2 separate regions of the Homo sapiens genome follow, and region 1 is linked to region 2. A link is a loop called in an ENCODE intact Hi-C map of the cell type or tissue named here. Cell type or tissue: tibial artery. All regions are shown on one strand.

Region 1 (8,000 bases), 50 kb before region 2:
TAGGTTGTGCTGGGCCATGAAACATCAAACCATATGACCAGTCCCTGCCATAAGTGGTTCACAGTCCTACTTAGATAAATCAGTGGGTGCACTGGCAGAGTGATAAATGCCACAAGATGGTTAAGCTCATGAGATACAGAAGTACAAATAGATCTACATAGACGGATATCCCAATCAAATGATAAAGTTGTTCTTAATCTGATCTCTTTAAGAACAAGAAGGTATTGGTCAAAGGCAAGAAGGAACTGATGATCAGCAATCAAGAGATAGTTTTTAGGCATGGAAACGTAATATACAGTAACTGTTAAGGAGCAATGCTTTGTATATTTTAAGAAAGGTATGTAATTATGTATGGCTGGAGTTTACTTTCAAGGAGTGAAAGATGAAGCTAATGAGGTATTCAGAAACAAAATTATAAAAGTTGTCATTGAAGTAATTTAAGGTAATACTCATGTAACAAACAAGCACATGTACCCCTTGAATCTAAAATAAAATACACTTTTTAAAAAGGACTCCATAAAGAATATAAAAATATCAGGCTGGGCATGGTGGCTCAGGCCTATAATCCTAGCACTTTGGGAGGCCAAGGTGGGCAGATCACTTGAGCCCAAGTGTTCAAGACCAGCCTGGGCAACATGGCAAAACCCCATCTTTACCAAAAATATCAAAATTAACCAGGCATGGTTGTGCATGCCTGTGGTCCCAGCTACTTGGGAGGCTGAGATGGGAGAATCACTTGAATCTCGGAGATGAAGCCTGCAGCGAGCCATGCGCTCCTCCAGCTTGGGCAACAGAGCGAGACTCTGTCTCCAAAAAAAAAGAATATAAAAATATCTAAGATTTTCCAGTTTTATTTTGTTTATTCTTTTTTTTAATACTTTAAGTTCTAGGGTACATGTGCACAACATGCAGGTTTGTTACATATGTATACATGTCCCATGTTCGTGTGCTGCACCCATTAACTCGTCATTCACATTAGGTATATCTCCTAATGCTATCCCTCCCCCCTCCCCCAACCCCATGACAGGCCCCAGTGTGTGATGTTCCCCATCCTGTGTCCAAGTGTTCTCATTGTTCAGTTCCCATCCATGAGTGAGAACATGTGGTGTTTGGTTTTCTGTCCTTGCGATAGTTTGCTCAGAATGATGGTTTCCAGCTTCATCCATGTCCCTACAAAGGACATGAACTTATCCTTTTTATGGTTGCATAGTATTCCATGGTTATTTTGTTTATTCTTAAACATTATATACCAATTCCACATTCCATCACTCTCTTTTTCTTTCATATTTCCACATACCTCAGTTTCTCTGTTACCATAAGCCAGTAAATTTTGGGCAAGGGGAAAAAAAGAAGTTTAAACAGGGGAGTGTTACTTAAGATGCATTTTATAAGTATAGAATTCTCGATTAAATCCTCAATTTATTTTAAAATTGGTTTTAAAGGATATTGTTGCGACAACTAGGGAAGTATAGAGATAATATATTTTATTGTACGAATGTTTAATATCTTTGGTGTGATAATGGCATTGTGTTTATGTAGGAGGCTTCTTAGTTTTTGGAGGTACATTCTGAAAGAGTTAACGTGAAGTTTGTGTATATGTTTTTAGAGAAGGAAAGAGAGGTAGAAAAATGTGGCAATGCTGAATATAGATTAAGGGTTTTAGAAGTATTCTTTGTACTGATCTTCCAACATTTTTGTAGTTTGAGTTTTGTGTTTTTTGTTTTTTGTTTTTTTTTTTTTGAGACGGTGTCTCCCTCTGTTGCCCAGGCTGGAGTGCAATGGCGCGATCTAGACTCACTGCAACCTCCGCCTCCTGGGTTCAAGCGATTCTCCTGCCTCAGCCTCCTGAGTAGCTAGGATTACAGGCGCCTGCCACCATGCCCAGCTAATTTTTTGTATTTTTAGGAGAGGTGAGGTTTCACTATGTTGGCGAGGCCAATCTCGAACTCCTGACCTTGTGATCCGCCCACCTCAGCCTCCCAAAGTGCTGGGATTACAGGTGTGAGCCACTGTGCCTGGCCTCGAGTTTTTAAAAGTAATAAATTTTGGAAGAAAATTTCTAGAATGTATACATACAAGTATGTTTAGAGTGAACTAGAGGGAAGGAAAGTAGGAGGCAGTTAAACTGTTTTATGAAGCTTCAACTCCCTGTCTAAAGAAAAAGTTTTCTTAATGGAGAGCTCTGTGACTTAATGTTTAACTAACATAAGTGGGAGCTTCCTTCTCAAACATACGGGCCCTAAGAGAGAAGTAGAAATGTTAAGAGATAAAATATAAGACACTTAGATGATCAGTTTAAGGGATAGATCATCCTATTCTTAGGAATTATACGTAAGAGAAAGTAGAGAAAATGAAAACAAAAACGTGCAAGAAAATTTCCTAGAAGAGAACAATAAATATACGGATTGAAATGACCGTATGTCCGTGATATATACTGACCAAAAGCTCAGTGCGATTAATGAGAAAAACCCACACCAACTATCGGAAACCAATAAGAGAGAAGAAAGGCCAAAAACTTTCTACAGAGGAAAAAAAAAGTTGGAATGATCTAGAAGTAGAATGTCAATGTACAGCAACACTAGAAGTCACTGGAGCCACAAAGTGAAGTCACATTGCTTTAAATTTCTAAGGAAAAACTGTTTTTCTGAGAAGCCTACAGTTAGCCAAATTATTATTTGAGTATGAGAGTAGAATAAAAATGTTTTCAAACATGCCAACCAAATTAAAGAGAAAACAAAGTAAAGAAGCTTTTGAGAAATTAAATTTTTGATTCCTGTAGTTGCAACTGGCTTTGGCAACTTTAGATCCCAGATAGAGCGGTACCCACAGAGTTTAATGCTGTTCTTCCAGCCATCAGTGGGTGCCCTTATATAAGTGGGTCCAGCCCTTATATCCTTCTTTCATGTGTCATTGGCCCTTTTCCCTTGTGATTTAAACATGTGTTGCAAAGTGGTGTGGTAGGACCTGGAATCCGGGGACACATGGAAATAGTGGAGAGAAGACTAGGAAAGAGTTGGGGGTGGGGGAGAAAATACTGTTGTCCACCACAGAGCCATATCCCCAGTCTGTGAGTTAGTTCACGCTAACTAGAGAATTTCTGCCTTGAGAGATGCTGCCAGGTGTAGAGCTTTCAATGAGTTTTAGGTTTTTGGCAAAACGTGGATTCAAGCAAGTGGAGTGTTAAAAAATATATATTATTATGTAGATATGGCAGTTGCTGTAAGCATTTTAACTGTATCAGAGCTCATTTCAGGAGGGAATCATGCATGATAGTCCAGAAACTAAACAAATTGATATGGCTGGAAGTAAGTTCTTTGCAGTGGAAAGAAAAATAACATTTGTTATGAATATAACATTTAGTTTGTGAATTTATTTCTAAAGTATTTCCTCAATTAGCTTAAAGTTGAGTTCCTCCAGTATACTGAATTCCGTCTTTTCTGAGGCCTTACCAATTGCTACTGCTTTGCTTGTAATGCTTTCCCACTCCCACTCCATCCTAGCTAATTTACTTGACTTTAAACTGTTATCCTAATCCTAACTTTATTTGCAAGGTATTTTTGAGCCCCATGACAAAATAAACTGAAGGACTTCTCAAAAGTTTATTGTAATGAGGGGACTTTGGGTTTCTCCTTAGGGATGTAAACAGCTGGAAAGAACTTTGCTTCAATCATTACAACAAGGAAACTACAAACTTCTACCGTACAACAAGGAAATGGACAAACTACAAAATAATTTTTCTAGGACCCTTCAGAGAACTGAGGTCACAGGGCAACCAAGTAATCTTAAATCTGGGGAAAGAAAGATGCCAGCTGAGAGAAACAGGACTCAAGCTTTACTTACCTGGGATGGACTCTGCCAGACACCATATAAGCCAGTAAGAAAATACAGCTATCAAGTTTTTAAACAAATTTTTAAAGTGTGAATGTCAGCTAATGAAAGTGTGAAACCACTGGGGGACTTGCAAAATTAGGGAGGTGGGGGTTGCAGTCTCTTGTAGGCTTTTCCTCTGGGAATCCCAACAGGCACTCATAGGGAAGATGGGAGTGAATCCTGAGAAGCCTTTCCTTGTGGTGTTAGCTGGGGGAGGGCAACAGCAGCCCAAACCCATCTTCCCTATCACTGCATAATGAAGAGCAGCAAAAACAGTTGCCTTAGGAGACTTGTAGAAAGCTATTGCAGTTTAGGAAAGGGACCTGAAAAAAAGTAATATCTCTGGGAGTAGGGGAGGAATATGCTCTAGGACTAGCACTACAGCTGGCAGAGCGGCAAGAGCACTTGTGAAGGCCACATCCCCAAGACTTAGGGATATGGTGTCTGCCTAAGACTGAGGCTTAGTGAGATCATAAGAGAATGCTATCCCTCCGTCTACTCAACCCCCACCAAGATAACAAGAATCAAATAGAAGCAATAGTAGAGTACAGCTAGGAAGCCTGCAAGAGAGATTCTCTCTGGGGAGCAGCACAAATGGAACACCCAAAACTAAGGGAGAAACATGCATTGAGAAAACAACCATGGGAAATCAACCCTTACCTTAAACACAGATATTATTAGAGGATATTATTGAAGCCTGGGGTACACTCAGTGTAACCACAGCAATGACAAACCTCAAACCCTGTCCAGCTATTGAATAGACCAGCATAACCCCCCATGTTAAAAACCTAGCAGAAGAAAAGACATACTCATGTTTAAGTGTAAAAACTTCTTAACCTTCATATCTACTGTACTATCCAAGATGTACAGCCTTCAATGAAGATTATGAGGCATATAAAAAGGCAAGAAGAAAAAGAAAAAACATACTTCAAAGAGACAAAGCAATAATCATAACTGACTTAGTTATGACATAGGTATTGCAACAACCCAACAGGAATTTAAGATAACTATGACTTATATGAAATGGACCTGATGGGTAATTGGAGCAGAGATGGAAGAAAAGTATTTAAATAAATGATGGCTGAGAATTTTCCAAGTTAGTGACACGAAACCATAGGTCCAAGAAGCTCAGAGATAAATACCAAAACAAAATTTTAAAACACATCTACACATATTATATTTAAACTGCTGGAAACTAAAAATAAAAGGAAAATCTTGAAGATAACAAGAAAAAAATTGTCTATTGAGGAACAAGAATAAGAATTACATATAGCAGATCTATTATCAGAGACCATGCAAGCAAGAAGACAAGGGAGAATCATTTTTAAAGTGCAGAAAAACTGTCAATCCAGGATTTCACACCAAGCAAAAATACCCCTTCAAAATGAAGGAGTGGGGGGTGACATCAGCAAGATGGTGGTGTAGGAAGACTTGGACCCTTCCTCACCTTCCCAAAATACTAATTCAGCAACAATTCACAGACAAATTCTGTTTGTGAGAAATCAGAAACTAATTGTAAAGGCTGTTGCATCCTGAGAGAACATGAAACAAGACTAGTGAAGCTAGTAGGGAGATTCAGGATACCCTGTTGCTGGAGATACTGCCCCTGGTACAGTACCAGACAGTCAGGAAGAGATGCCCTAACTCATCCAGGGGAGAGAAGGGGTTGGTTTGTGCAACCAGTACGCCATCTTTTCTTTGTGGGCTCTCCAGAGAATTGGCTGAAAAATTCACTAGAAGGATTCAACATCAGACTAAATAAAGCAGAAGAAAGGATTAGCAAACTGGAAGACAAGCCATTAGAAATAATTCAGTCAGGGGAGTGATAATAAAAAATAATGAAAAAGAGTGAAGAAGGCTTAAGTGGGTTATAGAATACCATCAAGCAGACTAATATATGCATTATGGGAATCTCAGGAGAAAATAGAGAAAAAGGACCAGAAAGCTTATTTTAAAAGTAATGGCTGAAAACTCCCCAAAGCTGGGGAAGGAAACGAACATCCAGATTCAGGAAGCACAAAGGACACAAAATAAAATGAAACAAACCCATACCAAGATGCATTATAGCAAATTGTCAAAAGTCAAACACAGAATTTTGAAAGCAGCAAGAGAAAAGCAACTTGTCACATACAAGGGAACATCTATAGGACTATTAAGGGATTTTTTTCAGCAGAAACTTTGCAGGCGAGAACAGAGTAGAATGATATATTCAAAGAGCTGAAAGATCAAACAGACAAAACAAACAACAATAACAAAAAAATCTCTGCCAACCCGGAATACTATACTTGGCAAAACTATCCTTTAAAAATGATGATGAGAGAAAGACTTTCCCAAACCAAAGCATCACCACTAGACCTGCCTTATAAAAAATGCTAAAGGGAGTTTTCAAATAGAAATGAAAAAACACCAAACAGCAAAAAGACAGTATAGAAAAGTATGAAACTCATTGATAGAGGTAAATATATATGTAAATACAGAATACTGCATTACCATAATGGTGGTGGGTAAATAACTTTTAATTCTACTATGAAAGTTAAAAGACAAAAGTATTAAAAATAGATATGAAATATGTTAAAAGATACACTGTGAATAGATGTGAATTGTGACAGTTATAACCAAATGTGGGCAGGAGAATTTAAAATGAAGAGTTTTTGTATGTGATTAAACTTAAGTTTGTTACCAGCTCAAAATAGACTGTTACATCTATATTTTATGTAAGCCCCAAACTAACTACATATGCCAGAAATTACCCATAGAGGCTACACAAAAGAGAAAGAAGTCAAAGCATATCAATACAAAAAACTAACAAAACACAAAGGGAGACTGCAAGAGAGAAGAGATGAAGGAAGAAGACTAACATAAAGCAACTAACAAAATAGCAATAGTAAATTCTTCCCTAGCAATAATTACAGGAAACGCACATTAAACTCCCCAATCAAGAAACAGAGTGGCTGAATGGATATATAAACAAGACCCAACTATATGCTGTCTACAAAAAGCTCACTTCAGATCTTAACGGCACACATAGGCTGAAGGTGCGGGATGGAAAAAGATGATCCATGCAAATGGTAACCAAAAGACAGCGGGGTAGCTATACATATGTCAGATAAAATAGGATTTAAGTAAAAAACTGTCACAAGAGACAAGGAAGGACATTTTATAATGATAATAGGTCAACCCACTGGGAAGATAGAATGATTATAAATATATATGCACCCAACACCAGGACATCTAATATGTAAAAGAAACACTGGCAAAATTGAAGGGAGAAATATACAGCAATACAATATAATAGGAGACTTTAATACCCCACTTTCTGTCCATTAATAATGGACAGAACTTCCTGACAAATCAATAAGGAAACATTTGACTTGAATAACACTGTAGACCTAATGGATCTGAGAGACATATACAGAACTTTTTTTTTTTTTTTTTTTTCAGATGGGGTCTTGCTCTGTCACCCAGGCTGGAGTGCAGTGGCACGATCTCGGCTCACTGCAACCTCCGCCTCCCGGGTTCAAGTGATTCTCCTGCCTCAGCCTCCCGAGTAGCTGAGATTACAGGTGTCCACCACCATGCCCAGCTAATTTTTGTATTTTTAGCAGAGACAGGGTTTCAACATGTTATCCAGGCTGGTCTCGAACTCCTGACCTCAGGTGATCTGCCTGCCTCAGCCTCCCAAAGTGCTGGGATTACAGGCATGAGCCACCGTGCCTGGCCATCTACACAACTTTATACCCAACAGCTGTAGAATACATATTCTTCTCCAGTACACATGGACATTTCTCCATAATGCATCATATATTAGATCACAAAACAAATGTTAAAAAATTTTAAAATATCTAAATCATACCAAATATATTTTCTGACCACAGTAGAATGAAACTAGAAATCAATATAACAAGGAAAACCAAGAAATCCAGAAGTATATTGAAATGAACATAATCTTGAATAACCATTGGGTCAAACGAGAAATAAAAAATGAAATTAGAAAATACCTTGAGGCAAACAAAAACACAACATACCAAAACTTATAAGTTGCAGCAAAAGCAGAACTGAGAGGTAAATTCATATGGATAAGCTCTTACCTGATAAAAGAAGAAAGATCTCAAATAAACAACTAACTTTAC
Region 2 (8,000 bases):
AATCTGGGTGGAGCTTTGCTCCCATCAGTCAACAGCAGGAAGGATCAGTTGTGAATACTGTGGGATCTAACCAGAGATTCCTTCCTGGAATCCCAGTTGAAAAAACAGCGACCAGGTAATTAAGGTCTCTATCAGTTCTCAAACTCCCGACCTCAAGTGATTAACCCGCCTTCGCCCTCCCAAAGTGCTGGGATTACAGGCATGAGCTACCGGCCTGGCAGGGTCTCTATCAGTTCTAACCATTTTCTCTTGAGCCATGTACACGAATCCAAGAAAGTGCCTTTCTCATGTGTAAGCTCCACAACACAGTTAATAAGGGTACTACATGGGTACACATGGACATAAAGATGGGAACAATAGACAATGGGGACTACTGGGGGGAGGGATGGAGTGGGGTAAGGGCTAAAAAACTACCTAGTGGGTACCATGCTCACCATCTGGGTGACAGGATCATTTGTACCCCAAACCTCAGTATCATGCAATATATCCATGTAACAAACCTGTACATGTACTCCCTGAATCTAAAATAAAAGTTAAAAAAAATTTTAAGGTACAACAGCGAAGATCAAAACTGATTCCTGAAGTCAGCCTTGTGATTTTTGCAGGTGTGGCCCACTGTATGTGCAGGGAAACAGGAATCAAAGCAGCAGTAGGGGGTGAAGTGGGAATCCATTTTAGGTCTAATCTATGGTATGAAAAGAACACAGGTAATTTTAATAAAATTCTGACAGTAGAATAGGGTGGTAGAATATATGTTCTTTATAAAATTAAATGAGTCCCAGCGCGGTGGCTCACACTCGTATTCCCAGCACTTTGAAAGGCCAAGGTGGGAAGATTGCTTGAGCTCAGGAGTTTAAGACCAGCCTGAACAACAAGTCACAACCCTGTCTCTACAAGTTAAAAAAAAAAAAAAATAGCTGGACATGGTGGTGCAGCTACTTGGGAGGCTGAGGTGGAAGGATCAGTAGAGGCTGGGAGTTCTTTGAGTTCGAGGCTGCAGTGAGCTATGGTCATGCCACTGTGCTCCAGCCTGGACAAGAGAGTGAGACCCTGTTTCTATTTAAAAGAGAGGGAGAAGATGGATTAAAGACTTAAATGTTAGACCTAAAACCATAAAAACCCTAGAAGAAAACCTAGTCAATACCATTCAGGACATAGGCATGGGCAAGGACTTCATGTCTAAAACACCACAAGCAATGGCAACAAAAGCCAAAATTGACAAATGGGATCTAATTAAACTAAAGAGCTTCTGCACAGCAAAAGAAACTACCACCAGAGTGAACAGACAACCTACAGAATGGGAGAAAATTTTTGCAATCTACTCATCTGACAAAGGGCTAATATCCAGAATCTACAACGAACTCAAACAAATTTACAAGAAAAAAACAACCCCATCAAAAAGTGGGCAAAGGATATGAACAGACACTTCTCCAAAGAAGACATTTATGCAGCGAACAGACACATGAAAAAATGCTCATCATCACTGGCCATCAGAGAAATGCAAATCAAAACCACAATGAGATATCATCTCACACCAGTTAGAATGGCAATCATTAAAAAGTCAGGAAACAACAGGTGCTGGAGAAGATGTAGAGAAATTGGAACACTTTTACACTCTTTGTGGGACTGTAAACTAGTTCAACCATTGTAGAAGACAGTGTGGCGATTCCTCAGGGATCTAGAACTAGAAATACCATTTGACCCAGCCATCCCATTACTGGGTATATACCCAAAGGAATATAAATCATGCTGGTATAAAGACACATGCACACATATGTTTATTGCGGCACTACTCACAATAGCAAAGACTTGGAAGCAACCCAAATGTCCAACAATGATAGACTGGATTAAGAAAATGTGGCACATATACACCATGGAATACTATGCAGCCATTAAAAATGAGTTCATGTCCTTTGTAGGGACATGGATGAAGCTGAAAACCATCATTCTCAGCAAACTATCGCAAGGACAAAAAACCAAACACTGCATGTTCTCACTCATAGGTGAGACTTGAACGACGAGAACACTTGGACACAGGCAGGGGAACATCACACACTGGGGCCTGTTGTGGGGTGGGGGGATGGGGGAGGGATAGCATTGGGAGATATACCTAATATAAATGATGAGTTAATGGGTGCAGCACACCAACATGGCACATGTATACATATGTAACATACACAGGAAGGGGAACATCACACACCGGGGACTGTTGTGGGGTGGGGGGAGAGGGGAGGGATAGCATTAGGAGGTATACCTAATGCTAAATGATGAGTTAATGGGTGCAGCACACCAACATGGCACATGTATACATATGTAACAAACCTGCACGTTGTGCACATGTACCCTAAAACTTAAAGTATAATAAAAATATGTATACATATATATATAAAATAAAAGAGAGGGAGAGACCTTGTCTCTATTTAAGAGAGACAGAATATAAAAATTAAAATGACCAGGGCCACAACCAGGCTGAGTTGTGTTTAGGATTTGAATCTCTTCAACAGACTCAGAGACCTGTGCTTCCTTTGACTAAAAGATTGGAAATCATACTGTAGAGCAAGTGGTGAGTCTCATGAATTGACCCTGCATAGTTTTGTGTAGATGAAAGTACAATTTGGGGAAAGGATTATCTTAAAAACACTGAGTGATAGGGATTATGACAGGTTCAGTTTTTTCTTCCCTCTCCCACTTCACCCTTTGACTTGTGGTTCGCCCCAGGGAGCATGCCAAAACTTCTATGCTACAGGTTTATGCTGTATGGACTGTACAACACCAACAGTGAACCCTATGGACTTTGAGTGATAACAATGTATCAATGTAGATTCATCAGTTATAACAAATATACCACACTGATGGGAGGTGTTGAGAATGGGGGAGGCCATCCAGGTTTTGGGGGAAGGCATATGGAAAATCTCTGTACTTTCTGCCTAATTTTGTTGTGAACCTAAAATTGCTCTAAAAAAATTAGTCTTTGGAAAAAACACCTGACAATAGGGATTGGTGAAGGAAAGAATCAAATGGAAAAATGAACTCATACATTAATAGTGGGAATGTTAACTAACAATATTAGTGAGGCTGAGGACAACTATACCGCCAACTCCCAAAAAATTCACTTCTAGGTATGAACCAATAAAACCTCTTTCACACATTAACAGCAGTGTTATAGCGACACTGTAGTATCTACCAACAGGAGAATGAAAATAGATTATTTATAAAACAATTACCATTGTTTTATAAACAAAGCTATAAATATCAAGCACAAATAAATTGCACAAATATGTTGAAGGTAAAAAGCAAGCTGTAGAAGAATATATATTATATAATACTTAAATACATTTCAAAATCAGGCAAAACAGTAATACTATATTTCAAGGATGCTAAGATGTTATCAATTATTGACACACTATTATTTCATGTGCAAGTAAGAAATACATCATTAAAATACGACACTTTAGCAACCGTAAGATGTATTCTGATATCCGAATGTTAAAATTTACACTTCGGCATTAATGAAATCCAGAAAATATTGTTTAGGGATATATGCACTAAAATTCTAAGGAAATATACGGGAAGGATACTTTTCTAATCCATTATAGTAGTTACCTCTGCAGGAAGAGAGGAACAGAGGGAGTGATGCTATGAGGGAGAGGTTAAAAATAATACAAGGTGGCCTATTGTAAAAAGAAATAATACTTATGTATGTGTTACTTACATACAAATTATCTCCAAAAAGGTAGATAAGACATGTGATCCAGCAAAAGTAATACCACATCCCTTGTTGGAAGACGTTACCTTTTTTTTTTCTTTTTTTCCGGGACAGAGTCTTGCTCTGTCCCCCAGGCTGGAGTGCAGTGGCGCGATCTCGGCTCACTGCAAGCTCCGCCTCCTGGGTTCACGCCATTCTCCTGCCTCAGCCTCCCAAGTAGCTGGGACTACAGGCGCCCGACACCACGCCCGGCTAATTTTTGTATTCTTAGTAGAGACGGGGTTTCAGCATGTTGGCCATGCTGGTCTCAAACTCTTGACCTCGTGATCCGCCTGCCTCGGCCTCCTAAAGTGATGGGATTACAGGCGTGAGCCACCGCGCCTGGCCCAGACGTTACCCTTTTAATCCATGACCCTGTGCAAGCAGTGCTTTATACCACTTTGTCACAATTTAACAGCCGGGCGTGGCTGGCCAAAAAAGCCTCCCAGGCATGGAAGCTGACCAAAGACTATCACAGGCTGAATATCAAGATAGATGGTGGAGGAACATACAGGAGACTGATAGGCAGCACGCGGTCACGCCATCTCACCAACCTGATGATGGCGTCACAGTCACACGGCCCGTCACTATCCTGCCTGAGACACACACAGTAACGCACACACAGGTCACGCGCGGGCCCCCACAAACAAGCTATTCCAGCCACACAGATGCAAACCTCATAGCAACACGAGACAGAAGACACACACACGCTCTCGTGAGTAGGCTCGGACCGCGCACCGGCAGACGCACGCGAATACCCATAAGCAGCCCCAGACACAGACCGTCCTACAGCTCCCGGTCGGCACAGGCTGGCCTCTATGAAGCATGCAGCCGCCCTACCTGGTTATCCCGGATACAAGCACCACCGCCTCGCACGTGCTCGTTCACCCTGGGAACACGGGGGCCGCAGCTCCACGGACAGGCAGGAACGGCCCGCAGTGGCCTCTGGGCAATGACTTGAGACAGGGGAAAGGCGGGAAACGCTCGGCGCGAAGGGCTCTGGGCCTCGTAGTTCGGAGGGCGAGGCCTGTGCTCCCAATGATGTAAACCGCGTGCAGGCCAAGATACTTCCCAGAGCCACAGCCCCGCACCATCCCAGGGTCCAGCTGGAAGAACTAAGGCTGAGGCCCCAATCGCTGCCCCTGCACAGGGAAGGGGCGATGCCGGGAGAGGAGGAGCAGAGGACACCGAAGTCAGAGGTGGAAAGGAACAAGCTCTTCGGATGGAGGAAGGGAGGGTTCCAAGGAGCTCCTGCCCACCACCTCAGCTCGAAGGTGCTGCTGTGAGGAAGCCCCAGGGGTGGGAGGCTCCTCCTGGGAGAGGAGCGCTCTGAGGATGCATGTCCAAGGGGACCGACAAGCAAAGAAGTTAGATCTGCAGTTCACCTTAATTTTGGCAGCTCACTGTATCATAACGGAGCTCAGAGGCTGGAAGATAAACTGGGAGGTTCAGTTTTGTCCCAAGCCAGCCAGAGCAGGAGAAAGTGACCGTGAGGACTTGAGGGAACAACAATGAAAATGTCTGTCTTTGGAGGAGGTGGAACTCCTGACTCCCAGCTAGGAAGGGAGAGGGAACTCTATGTCAGGACAACCCATGATGCAAGTACAGTCTTTCATGGGTGTCGGGCCCCTGGAAGGGGCCATATTTGGGGATTTCCAGCACCAGGGCTCACCAACCTTTATCCCAGGTGCTACCCAAGGCAAGGCAATGGCTTCCTATGGCCAACATATGCTCAAATTTTCTGCAAGAGCTGGGGTATTCGACCTTTATCTTTGGGACCACTATAAGCTAATTACCTGGATGGTGTGGAGGAAAGGATTGCCCTCTTGATGGCAGTGAGAAGGAAGGGTCAGCAAAAGGGACCAAGAACAAATGGTCCAGGTCATAGTGCTTCCCAGCCTTCATCATGGCACAACCAGAAAATGGTACTATTTGTATGGCACACTGGAGTTGTAAAATTAGAGTATAGGTTAAGCTGATATAGTAAAGACCCCAAAATACATATTCAATGACCTGAATACCATATATTTATTTGTACCTCGTGTAAGAATCTAGGGCTGAGCAGTCCAGGGCTGGTGGGATAGCTCTGCCTTCCATAGTGAGTAGTATCCATCTTTGGGGCAAAGGGGGATGTTAAAACTCTCAGCATCTCCCAGCCAATAGGGCAGGAGAGGGCAGAGGAAGCAGGCACAGTGCTTTCTAGGGTTGCAGTCCAGAAATTACACTCATCCCTTTTGCTCACATCTCATTTGTTAAACTGCACTTCATAAACATTAGAAACTGTGATGCATCACAGGACATTATGAAGACAGTAAAAAGATAGCCTAAAGATGGAGGAAAATATTTGCAAATTAGGTATAGGATAAAGGTCTATTATCTAATACATATTAAGATCTCTTTATGACTCAACAATGAAAAGACAAACAACAAAATTAGACTTTGGGTAAAAGACATGAGTAGACATCTAGCCAAAGAAGATATACAAATGACCAGTAAGCATATGAAAAGATGTTTGACCTTATTAGTCATTAGTGAAATGTAAATGAAAACCACAATAAGGTACCACTTCACATCTACTAGAATGGCAATAATCAAAAAAAGGAAACTGGGTGTTAGTGAGGATGTGAAGATATTGGAAAACTGATACATTGCTGGTGGGAATGTAAAATAGTTCAGCCACTGTAGAAAACAATTTGGCAGTTCCTCAGAAAGCTAAACATTGAATTACCGTATGACTTAATAATTCTACCCCTAGGTATATACCCAAAAGAACTGAATACAAGACCATGCACACACATGTTCATAGCAGCACTATTTACAATAGCCACAAGGTGGAAATAACCCAGATGTCCATCAACAGATGAATAAAGTTACCAGGTTACCAAATAGATGAAAGTTACCAAATAGACAAAATTACCAGTGTGGTAATTCATGCAATGGAATATTATTCAGCCATAAAAAAGAATGGAGTATGCATAACGCCACAACATGGATGAAGCTGCAAAACATTATGCTAAAGAAAGTAGATACAAAAGGTTACATATTGCATGATTCAATTTATATGAAATACCTAAAATAAATAAATCCATAGAGAAAGAACACAGATTAGTGGTTACTAGGGAATAGAGGAAGGGGAGAATGGGGGAGAAAGTGCTTAATTGGTAAGAGGTTTTCCTTTGGAATGATCGAAGTGTTTTGGAATTAGAAGTGGCTATTGCACAACACTGTGAATGTACTAAATGCCACTGAATTGTTCACTTTAAAATGATTACTTTCATATTATGTGATTTTTACTCAATAAATTATATAAAATGTGTAAATGGTCTAAACATCCCAATAAACAGAGATCTTCAGGCTGAATTAAAAAAACACCCAACTATATGATGCCCATTTTAACTATAAAGGTTATATTTAAATTACAAAGGTCATATTTAAATTATAATAAATAAGGTTATATTAAAATATAAATAGGTTAAAAGCAAAACAAAAAAAAAGAAAAAGATATACCATGCTAATGCTAATTTTAAAAAGCTGAAGTAGACCAGGTGCTGTGGCTCACGCCTGTAAACCTAACACTTTGGGAGGCTGAGGCAGGAGCCCAGTTTAAGACCAGCCTGGCAACACAGGGAGACCTCGTCTTTATAAAAAATCAAAAAATTAGCCAGGCATGGTGGTGTGTGCCTGTGGTTCCAGCTACTCCGAAGGGTGAGGTGAGAGGATCACTTGAGCCCAGAGGTCGAGGCTGCAGTGAGCTGTGATTGCACCACTGGGCTCGAGCCTGGGTGACAGAGCAAGACCCAGTCTGAAAAATTAAAAAATACTAAGCTGGAGTAGATATACCACTATCAAAGTAGATTTGAGAGCTAAGAATATTAACAGGGACAAAGAATGTCATTTTGTAACAATAGGATCAATTAACAGTACATAACAATCCCAAACGTTTATGCATTTAGTCAAAAAAACTCCAAAATACATGAAGCAAAAACTGATGGAACAAAAAAAGAGAAATGGACAAATTCATAATTATAGCAGAGATTTCAAAACTCTTCTCTCAAGAAACAAGCAGACAGTAGACTTGAACAAATTATTGCAACAGAATAGGAAATACATGAATGTACCCAAATACATGTAGTAATTAGGTATATGTTAAAGGTGACATTTCAAATATGTGGCAAATGTTGAATTATTTGTAAATGATCATTGGAAACTAGGTAACTGTAGAGGGGTAAAGTTGGATTTGTACACACAAAAAAAA

The links. Peaks named below come from ENCODE experiments on the same cell type or tissue, not always from the same donor. Only the 100,000 strongest peaks of a DNase experiment are listed, where the experiment ranks them.
Region 1: it touches region 2 in a loop (2.2-fold over the local background); 3 of 110 quality-filtered maps call a loop at or near these places.

Annotation. Positions count from the first base shown.
Region 1 is chr19:37,450,708-37,458,707 of GRCh38, reverse strand. All of the region lies in intron 2 of ZNF569 (zinc finger protein 569), which reads left to right. Among named protein-coding and RNA genes, the nearest start is that of ZNF569, 13 kb to the left of the region's middle. In tibial artery, no CTCF peak of the experiment used is centred here; no DNase peak of the experiment used is centred here.
Region 2 is chr19:37,400,240-37,408,239 of GRCh38, reverse strand. No RefSeq gene overlaps it. Among named protein-coding and RNA genes, the nearest start is that of ZNF527, 33 kb to the right of the region's middle. In tibial artery, no CTCF peak of the experiment used is centred here; a DNase peak (open chromatin) is centred at 4,422.